2 separate regions of the Homo sapiens genome follow, and region 1 is linked to region 2. The links are chromatin contacts, found by Hi-C or POLR2A ChIA-PET in ENCODE. All regions are on one chromosome and are shown on one strand. The core of a region is the stretch at or near the end of the contact, and the rest is flanking DNA. Distances in the headings are between cores, read along the strand shown.

Evidence for each region. A loop is a pair of places that touch in the nucleus more often than their neighbours do. ChIA-PET counts read pairs that join two places held with the same protein, here RNA polymerase II (POLR2A). Pooled maps may share reads with other maps.
Region 1: a map with no recorded cell type shows a loop between it and region 2 (11-fold over the local background). The contact joins the promoter of USP22 here to the promoter of SREBF1 in region 2. A Hi-C loop is called at or near these places in 1 of 37 single-sample maps with no recorded cell type and 4 of 50 pooled maps. POLR2A ChIA-PET finds 5 or more read pairs at or near these places in 1 of 52 experiments (activated CD8-positive, alpha-beta memory T cell).

What each region holds. Positions count from the first base shown.
Region 1 is chr17:21,041,552-21,046,913 of GRCh38, forward strand. USP22 (ubiquitin specific peptidase 22) reads right to left here and starts at 1,460. Exons shown (of 13, transcript NM_015276.2): 1 at 1,114-1,460. The coding sequence starts at 1,284. RefSeq lists a silencer at 1,146-1,745 and enhancers at 1,281-2,230, 2,231-3,178.
Region 2 is chr17:17,833,067-17,838,255 of GRCh38, forward strand. SREBF1 (sterol regulatory element binding transcription factor 1) reads right to left here and starts at 3,920. Exons shown (of 19, transcript NM_004176.5): 1 at 3,661-3,920. The coding sequence starts at 3,751. RefSeq lists enhancers at 2,795-3,696, 3,697-4,599, 4,600-5,189 and silencers at 3,299-3,578, 3,769-3,928.

The sequences.
Region 1 (5,362 bases), core at 210-2,709, 3.2 Mb after region 2:
CGCGCCACTGCACTCCAGCCTGGGGTACAAAGCGAGACTTCGTCTCAAAAAAATAATTTTTTTTTTGAATTACTGCTTAACATACCCTACAATCTCAGCGAGCCTGTTGGTATTCCCATAAATAAAAAAATGCCACTCAAGGTGGAAACTGCCCTCACAACTCCCAATCTCGGATTGTAATCTACAAAAGCGCGTGAAACTGTAAAAATAAACTTTATTCACATAGAAGAATCACGTTACGTTTTGATTTCCAAACCCTTACCAAGCCTAACTGCGGGACGCAAGACTGGGCTCCCCGAGGGGACTCACTCCTGGTTAAGGCCTCCCACAGCCCACGGCGCGCTTCCAAGTCTACTCCTCAGCCGCAACGCAAACCCGGGCTGTGGCTCCGCACCCACAGGCTCGCCCCGGCCCCAGCCCCTGCCGCCCTCCACCTCCAGCTCCTCGCGGGCCCCGAGGCAGCCGCGAAGCTCCGGCCCCGCGCCCCCCAGCCCGCCTCCTGCCCCAGCTCCCGTCCAAGGTCGCTCCTGGCGGCGGGTGACCGCTGCAGACCAACGCCCAGAACTCGACAGCCCCCCATCCTTTACTCATTTTTTTGAAATATTTCTTTCTCTGCACCCGCATCCAGCCCCGAACCCTCCAGAACCAGGAGAGTTCCCCGCAAGGACCTCGCGCAGGAACGCCCGGGACCGCCCACCGAAGTCCCAGGCTCCCCAGGCAGCAGGGCAGGAGAACACCACCCCCGGCCCGGAAGCACTCGCCCCTCCCGGGCCAAGAAGGATAAGGGAGGGGGAGGGCGGAGAGAAAGGAGGGGGAGGGGACAGAGAGGAGGGGGAGGGGACAGAGAGGAGGGGGAGGGAAAGGAAGAATGGGGGAAGGGGGGAGAGGGGAAGGATAGGAAGATGAGGAGATAAGGGAAGGGAGAGAGTTGAGGGGGGAAGGAAAGGAGGGGGAAGGGGTAAAGAGAAGAGAGGGCAGAAGGAGAGAGGAAGAGGAAGGACAGGGAAAGGCAACGGGGGAAGGGAAGAGGGCAGGAAAAGGGCCCCTCCGCCGGCCGGCCTCAGGAGCGGCAGAAGGCCCCGAGCCCGCCGCGCGGTGGGCTGCCGGGCGCACCTTGCGCTTGCGGGCCTCAGCCGTGCCGCTCCACACGAAGCACTGGTAGATGGCCCGCAGGTTCTGCTTCCAGTTGTCCACCTTGAAGCTGCCCAGGTGCGAGCAGCCCGGCGGCGCTACCGCCAGCTCGGCGTCCATGGCCTCGCCCTCGGGCTCTGGCCGGGACACCATGGGGGGCAAGGCCCGGCCGCGCGCGGGGGGCGGCGGCGAGGGAGGCGAGGACGACGCCAGCGCGGCGTGGGGGCTGCTCGGCGGCTGGCCAGGCTGGCCAAGGCCCGGGCGCCGAGAACAAAGCGCGGAGGCCGGACAAAGATGGGGCTGCGCGATCGCCGAGGGGAGGCTGCAAGGCAGGCACCGCCCCCGAGCTGCGGCTGCTGCGGACCGCCTGCGCTGCGCTCTCGCGGTTCGCGGAGGGTGTCGCGGGGCGGGGCGCCGCGGCCGCGGACGGAGATTACGTCACCCCCCCCCCCCCTCCCGGCCGGCACCGCACTGCGCAGTCTCCAGCCCGCGCCAGGCCCTTCCCCCACACTCGCGCGCCCGTTAGGCTCTGGGTAGACCCGCGCCCGAGGAAGCGTGGTAGGGGGGGGAAGCTAACGAGGGCCCGCCCCTCCCCTTCCTTTATTGGTAGTAGGCCACCCCCCCCCCCCCCCCGGCACCTTCGGCTATTGTCATAGGCTCTCAGTATAGTCCGTCTGGTACAGAGCCGCCTCCCGGGACCCTGGCGGCTAGACGTTCCCTGTCTCTTCCAGAGGACTGGGGAGGCGGGGGCGTGCTGCGGTTGGGCGGCGCGAGACGTCAGTCCTAGCACTGAACCGGTTTGCGCCGGCCTGAGCTCTGCCGCAAAGAGGCGGGGCGATGAGCTGGAGCGCCGCAGGTCGGGCCTCCATCCAGGGCCTGCGCTTTCCCACCCAAAAGCACCCCCTAATCGGGAGCTGTTTGCAGGGCCCCCGGTTGCCGTAACCTGGCTCGGGCCCTGCAGTGCCGTGGCCCGGGGCTGGAACTGCCTGCCAACTGCCTGGTAGGCGCTGCCCCCGGCCGCAAGCTGGGGCGCCTCCTGTCGGGAGCCCGCTGATAGTGAGGGCCAACCCGGCGCCATCCAGTTTAAAGAGGCATCTGCGCGCCACACGCCTGACACTTCACATTTGCTAGTGGCTACATTTTTCTAATGAAAAAAGAAAGTTACAGTAATATATCTCAACCCAATAAAGTCAAATTATTTCAGCATGTAGGCAGTATTGCAAAATCGTTAGTGGAATGTTTTACAGTTTTTGCAGCAAGTCTTGGAAATCTGGTATTTACACTTAAAGCACATCCAATTCCTACTAGCTGCTACCGCAGTGGGCGGCACAGGTCTAATCGGTATACAAATAACTGACCCAAGGCAAACTGAGAAGACATTTAAAGACGAATGCAAACGAAGTTCTGGGGGAACCAGGGCGCCAAGGGTCTGGGGGAACTTGGATAAGGTGTCAGGTGTGGAGCTGCTCCCCTGTACTCATCCCGCTGCTAACTGCTTTGCTCATTCATTCATCCACAGATTGCAGGAAACAGCAATTGCCGTCCAGAACCATCACAAGTTAAAAAATAAAGATTGTGATCTCACAACACTTAAAGCTACAGGGTTTAATGGACTGACGACTGGGATAAAGCTTTTGTGGCCAAGACAAATTGCCGAGCACAGGTTTTTGCCTCATGGCCTTCGTGCTTGCAGTACCCTCTCCCTAAAATGCTTTCCCTACCCCCTCACCCTCTGCATCCTTATATTCCATGTCTGATGCTCGCTCACCTCCTTCCAGCTTTATCACACACCTCCTTTTCCGTGAAAAGGAAAATTGCCACCCTAATGAAAATTGCAAGCCCCCCAAAATTCTCCATTCCCTTACCCTGCTTTGTTTTTCTCCAAAGAATTTATCACTATCTGGCGTAATGAATATTTACTTATTTTTTTTATTGTCTCTTCCCTTAATAGCATGAAAAATTACGAGAGGGTAATCTTTTTTTTTTATTTTTTATTTTTGAGACAGAGTCTCGCTCTGTTGCCCAAGGCTGGAGTACAGTGGTGCAATTTCGGCTCACTGAAACCTCCGCCTCCCAGATTCAAGCGATTCTCCTGCCTCAGCCTCCCCAGTAGCTGATATTACAGGCGCCTGCCACCACGCCGCTAATTTTTGTATTTTTAGTAGAGAGGGGCTTTCACCATGTTGATCTGGAACTTTTACTAGAAATGGGGTTTCGTCAGGCTGGTTTTGAACTTCTGACAGCAAGTGGTCCACCAGCCTCGGCCTCCCACAGTGCTGGGCTTATAGGCGTGAGCCACTGCGCCTGGCCTCCAAGAGGGTAATGATATTGTGTGTTTTATGTACTACTACAGCCGCAAGTTCCCAGAACTGTATTGGCTACATGCAGGTACTCGGAATTACCCGGTGAAGCCCTATAGTAGTCCCAGCTACTCCAGAGGCTACGGCAAGAGGATCGCAGAGCCCAGGAGGTCAAGGCTGCAGTGAGCTGTGATTGTGCCACTACACTCTAGCCTGGGCAACAAAGCAAGACCCCATCTCTAAACAAAACAAAACCCTGCCGAATTAATTAACCCGAAACACATTTACAGAAAAATCTAACGAGACCATTTCTAGAATAAAACACTTGTTAAGGAAAACCATGTTTATGTTAGAGGAAAGAATGTCAGCTTACAAAAAACTAAAATCCTAACTAGTAAGTCAGGAATTACAAAAATATGTGATCCATCTCTATAAATATTGATGTAAGGAGTTTTCTCATATTGTTGGGCTTATACAAATATGATTTGGCTTCACAAATGTGCACTTAGCATTCAGGCCCTAATATTTATTATCTTTTTTTTTATCAATACGATCATCTAAGCACAGAAGAATATCTGTGCTGTCCACTTGAATCAATTATAATGATTTAAATGTTCCATAATCAGAACAACCTTAGTGATTTTAAAAAATTTAAACTACAGAATATACTCTTGAGAAGCAGTCCCCAAAAGATGTATGGATGAAGTGCTTTTTTTCTAATGGGAAACAAATGGAAACGTTAATGACGATTAATAGGAGAATCATTGAATAAATGATGGACTAGCCATTCTAGGGAATAGTACACAGCTATTAAAAAGAATGAAGTCCAGCTTGGGCAATGTGATGAAACCCTATCTCTACAAAGAAATTAAAAAAAAAAAAAAAAAGCCAGTTGTGGTGGTGCACGCCTATAGTCCCAGCTACCCAGCAGGCTGAGGCGGGAGGATTGTTTGAGCATAGGAGGTCGAGGCTGCAATGAGCCCTGATCATGCCAGTGATTCCAGCCTGGGCAACAGAGAAAAAAAAAACTAGATCTGTAAGTACTAGTACAAAAAGTCATAAAACATAAATGAATACAACAAATTGCAGAAAATTACAGAAAATATGCTGACGTTTGTAGGAAAATAATGGAAGGCCTGGAAGAAAGAAACACACCCATCAATAACAGTAACTTCTGGAAAGGAAAAGGTAGATGTGACTTAATCTGTAATGTTTGAATGTTTTCTTACAATGAAAATTAATATATTCCTTTGTATTTAAAAATCACTAAAACTTAAAAAGAAATGACAAAGTGTCATGGTACGAGGGAACACACTGTTCTACAACATGTAGAAAACAGTGGCCCACATGTTCAGTATATGCATTTATTCATGTATCCAAGAATCAAGTCAGATTGCTAAATTACAGTCAGGCTCTGCCACCTACTATCTGTGTAACCTTGGGCGGATTGCCTAAATTTCTCAGCCTGTTCACTTATCTGTTAAAATTGGGAGAATATCAGCTCTGTGCTTACGTTGAAGTGTATGGCAAGGAATAAATGAGATAATCCATACAAAACTCTTAGCAAGTGCCTGTTGTTAATAAGGGCTCAAGAAACATTAGCAGTTATTGATCTGATAGTTGCTGGCAATTGAGATGATTACAACAATTTCTTGCTTCAAGAATCCCAGGAGGATGGGAGAGGAGAATTTTTTTTTTTTTAATTTAAAAAAAAAAAGGCCGGGCATGGTGGCTCACGCCTGTAATCCCAGCACTTTGGGAGGCCGAGGCGGGCGGATCACAAGGTCAGGAGATCAAGACTATCCTGGCTAACATGGCGAAACCCCGTCTCTACTAAAAATACAAAAAATTAGCTGGATGTGATGGCACCATTGTAGTCCCAGCTACTCAGAAAATCGCTTGAACCCGGGAGGTGGAGGTTGCAGTGAGCC
Region 2 (5,189 bases), core at 2,670-5,169:
TTGACATGGAACCAAGCAGATTCCAATCAGCTGTGAACCAATGGACCCTATTTTAATTTATAAAAATACAGATCCAGCCGGGCGCGGTGGCTCACGCCTGTAATTCCAGAACGTTGGGAGGCCGAGGTGGGCAGATCACAAGGTCAGGAGATCGAGACCATCCTGGCTAACATGGTGAAACCCCATCTCTACTAAAAATACAAAAAAATTAGCCGGGCGTGGTGGCAGGTGCCTGTAATCCCAGCTACTCGGGAGGCTGAGGCAGAACTGTTTGAACCTGGGAGGCGGAGCTTGCAGTGAGCCAAGATCGCACCACTGCACTCCAGCCTGGGCGACAGAGCAAGACTCCGTCTCAAAAAAAAAAAAAAAAAAAAAAAAAAAAAAATATATATATATATATATATATATACACACACACATACAGATCCACAGCTGCCCGGGGCTGGGAGCAGGAACAGGAACTGACTAAAGAAGTATAAGGGATCTCACTGTGTGATAAAAATGTTCGACAGCTAGTAATTGTCACACAACTCAAAAAGTTAACTAAAAATCATTGAATGATATACTAAAAATGGGTAAATTTTGTGATACATAAAGTATACCTCAATAAAGTCGTTTTTAAAAAATTGATGAAGGCCGGGCATGGTGGTTCATGCCCTGTAATCCCAGCACTTTTGAGAGGCTGAGGTGGGCAGATCACCTGAGCTCAGGAGTTCGAGACCAGCCTGGCCAACATGGCCATCTCTACTAAAAATACAAAATTTAACCAGGCGTGGCGGTGCATGACTGTAATCCCAGCTACTTGGGAGCTGGAGAATCTCTTGAACCTGAGAGGCAGAGTTTGCAGTGAGCTGAGATCATGCCACTGGACTACAGCATGGGCAAAAGAGCGAGACCCTGTCTCAAAAAAAAAAAAGTTTATGAAGAGTGTGCACCCATCCCCAAACACATATAAACACACAGAGAGAGAGAGAGAGAGAGAAGAAAAGCTCTTTCACATAATTAGCAGGGCTTATCTCTGGGTGGTAGGTTTAAAGTTTTTTTTGAAACAGAATCTCACTCTGTCATCCAGGCTGAGTGCAACGGCATGGTTATAGCTCACTGCAGCCTCTAAGTCCAGGCTCAAGCAATCCTCCCACTTCAGCCTCCAGAGTAGCTGAGACTACAGGCACATGTCACCCACACCCAGCTAATTTTTTATTTTTGTAGAGACAGGATTTTGTCATGTTGCCCAGGCTGGTCTCAAACTCCTGGACACAAGTCATCCTCTTGCTTCGACCTCCCAAGTGCTGGGATTATAGGTGTGAGCCACCACCCCAGGTCTAAAGATTTTATTTTCTTCTTTTTGCTCACTTGCATTTTCTAAGTTTTCTACAATGAAAAAAGATGTGTGTAATTGGGAAGAAAAACAGGAAGTTTGAATAAAAACTGAAAAATCCTCTACTGAAGTGGGTAAAGCTGAGCCCTGCCTAGTGAGAAGGGGCTGCCCCCAGTCTTCAAGGGGCTGGGACTGCCCCCACTCTCTCATAGACTAGACCTTGGGCCACATGGCTGCCCATGCCTGGCCTTTGGTTCTGGAGAGACAATGTTTTTATCCATGAGTCAGTAAGAAAGGTCTGTATCAGACCTCTGGCCCAGACCAGATTCTGTCAGTAAGAAAGGTCTGGGCTGGGAGCGGTGGCTCACACCTGTAATCCCAGCACTTTGGGAGGCTGAGGCGGGCGGATCACAAGGTCAGGAGATCGAGACCATCCTGGCTAGCACAGTGAAACCCCGTCTCTACTAAAAATACAAAAAATTAGCCAGGCGTGGTGGCTGGCGCCTGTAGTCCCAGCTACTTGGGAGACTAAGGCAGGAGAATGGCGTGAACCCAGGAGGAGGAGCTTGCAGTGAGCCAAAATTGCGCCACTGCAGAAAACAAACAAACAAACAAACAAAGGTCTGTATCAGACCTGTGGCCCAGAACGGGTTCTGTTGTCCAACTTGCCCATGAAGGGAGGGTTTGCATCATTTTTCTGGAGGTGGAAACTAAGGTTTAGAGGGTGAGAGGGCTTGAGCAGGATGACAAAGGAAGTGAGGAGTGTCCAGGTTCAAGTTCTGACCCCAAAGCGCATGTCCTCCTGGCTTGGTCACGTTGCCTCTTGGGACTACACTCACTGGGCCCAGTGATGTGGAACTGGTAGTTGAGTCAGGCCCAGATCTCCCTAGGGCTTGGGATTTCAGGGTTCATCACTCCAGAGGGCAGTGAAGGACAACCCCTCGTGCCAGGGATAGGGGAGGCTGTTTTGGAAAAGCCTCACAATCAGGGCCTCTCCTCTGGGGTCCTCCCCTAGCCCAGCCCCAGGGGGAAGGAGGGAGGGCTGGGAAGCTTCTGGGGCTGGCAACCAGCTGGGCTCATCTGCAAGGCTGCAGTAGGGCAGGAGTGGTGGTGGCATAGATATATCTGTTTTGCCAACCCCAGGGTGGCCACGGGTTCCATGGACATGTCCATTCAGGCTGTGAGTCTAGGCATCTTGTTCCTGCGACCTTGGCCTCAGTTTCCTCATCAACCAAGTGCAACTTAGCTAGTGCTGCTAAAACTCCTGCACAGAAACCATGCAGGCAATTTGCTAGGGGCTTCCGTTTGCTCTATCTACAAAATGGAAGCAACGGGCCTCCTAATTGGCACTTGGTGCCACCATTGGCCCCAAACCCCTTCTCATCACAGCCAGGGTGATGCTCCAAAGATGGAAGCCGGTGCCACTGTTCTGCTCCGCCCTTTCCCTGGCCGACCAAGTCGGTTTGCGTCCTCCTCCTCCCTGACCTCACTCCTTTGCAAGCCTCTAACTCCTCACACTTAGGCCCTGCCTCGAGGCCTTTGCCCTTCCCTTGCCGTGGCCTGGAAAACATCTTTCCTTGCTGGTCCTGGGGGTGACCCTCAGGTCTCAGCTTAGAAGTCCCTGACCGCTCTACCCAAAGTAGCCACATCCCTGCCCTCCCCCAGCCTCGCTCCACCCAAGGTACAACTAAATACCCGTTTGGTTTCCCGGGAGATTTTTGTGTTCCCTAAAAGAGGGGGTACCCAGGTCTGTCTGTAAACCCTCGGTGCCTAAGACGGGGCCTGGCATTCGGTGGATGTCAGTGAATGAGTGCGGAGGCTGTGCCCGTCGCAGACCGGGAGAACCCGACACGAGGCGGGGGAAGGGCGCGAGGCAGCGCCCATGCGCATGCGCAAGAGCTCCGACGCCGAGCTGAACTCTCGGGCCGGAGGGAATGACCGTGAGTAACCTCGCAATTACGTCACGGCTGGGGCTGGGGCGGAGCTTCGGCGACGCCTGGGTCCCCAGCTTCAGCCGTGGCCATCACAGGGCTGGAGAGTCACCGGTCGGGCGGCACCCGGCCTGGGACGCGTAGAGGCGCACGTGTCCCGGCCCGGAGCCGCCAAGGGACCCCGGCCCGGCCCAGGAGCCCTCACCCACAAGCGCGCGGCCCGAGACGCTAGCGCGGGAACCAGGGAGGCTCGGTGAGGCTCGGGACACCGAGCTCAGAGACACCGGGAAGTCCCGCGCGAGCACAGCACGGAGCTGGCGCCCGTGGGGGAGACAAAGGCCAGGGAGACACCTGCGCGCCCCCTACTCGCGCCACCCGGCGCAGCTTCAAGCCCTGCCCGCCCTGACGCACCTTCGATGTCGGTCAGCAGCGCCGCGTCCAGATCGCACGGCTCGCCCAGCGCCTGCTCCAAAGCCGCCTCGCTGAAGGGTGGCTCGTCCATGGCGCAGCCGCCTCCTCCGGGAGGCCCGCCGGGCCCGCCGCCTCGTACGGCCCTTCCTAGGGAGCGCCGCCGCGGCCCCGGCTCTCAGTCGCCGCCGCCGCTCCGCGCGTTCGTGTCCTGCCCTGGCCTCAGAGGCGGCCCGGCGCCGGCGAAAAGTTCCTCGGAAACTGGGTTCCCCCGGCCGCAGCTCTGCTGGGCGGTCGAGGCGGAGGCGGGGCCTTTCGGGGAGGACCCGCCCTCCCAGATAGACGGCCCCGCCCCACCTTGAGAGAGCGGGGGACCCCTGATCCCCGGTCTGCGCCACAAATCTCCCCTCAGCCGGCCCCTCCTCCAGAGCGCCCTCCAGTCATTCATTTTATCCAGCCTCGCGCACAATGGCAGCGGCCTCTGGCCGGCTGCTGCGGGAACGCGGGCAAGCCGAGCCCCCTCTCTGGGCCTCTGTTTCTCCAGCACCAAGCAAGGAAGCCGAGTGGAAGCCCCAGGCCTGGGCCCATCCCAAACTTCATTTCCTCATTTCCTAGATTTGACTCTTTAGAACAAGACAGACCAGGATCCAAGTTATAGGGGTCCCAGGCCTGCTGTGTTGTGAGCAGGCCTGATGTAACTGCTGGGCCAGTTACATCACTCTGCCTCAATTTTCCTCATTTGTAACATGGGCCTAATGATGCTTTCTCACGGGCAGGCTGGGAGGCTAGTGACAATGTGGAGGGGAGCATGACCTGTGAGATCAGCCTGCCCCCTCTCTGCAAAGAAACCAGAAGATTGGCCTCTTGAGGACAGGAGTGGCCAAAGAAAGAGGCTGGAATTTCGTCATCTGGTTTCCTCCCAGATCCAGCTGTAGGGATAGGATACCAGTGGGCCCAGTGCAGCTCCTGAAGGAGGAAGCCAGTACCCAAGGAAGACTGGCCCCAGGGCTGTCTGACCCCAGATTTGGCACTTATTCCCAGGAGCAGCCAGGATAGGGGCCGCAAGGAAGAGGTAGCTGTGCTTTAGATCAGAGCCAGGCTGCCCTGGATCATCACAAGCTGGGACTAGATCAGAGCAGGCAGCCCTGTTGAGAAGAGGGCTGGAAACCGAACCTGGTTCTGTGGCCTAGGGACAGAGCCAGGTGGGGCAGGAAGGAGGGAAGGGGTCCCAATGAGGTGGGTTGAAATAAACCAGAATTAACATTCAGGAATCTGAATGTGATAAGGCAGTGAGCTCCCTGTCCCCAGAGGTATGCAAGCAGAGAGAAGCACCCTTGGTGGAGGGCAGTCCAGGAAACTCATCAGGGGCCTGGGCCTCAGGCCTTCCCGACCCCAGACCTTCATAAGTCAAGCCATCCTGCAGACTGCCTTGCTCAAACTCCAGATATAGCCTATCTGGCCACGCCCTAAGCAGGAGTAACATTCATGATGCATTTTAGAAGGGGTGTGTGGGGGAGAGAAGCCACAGAGCC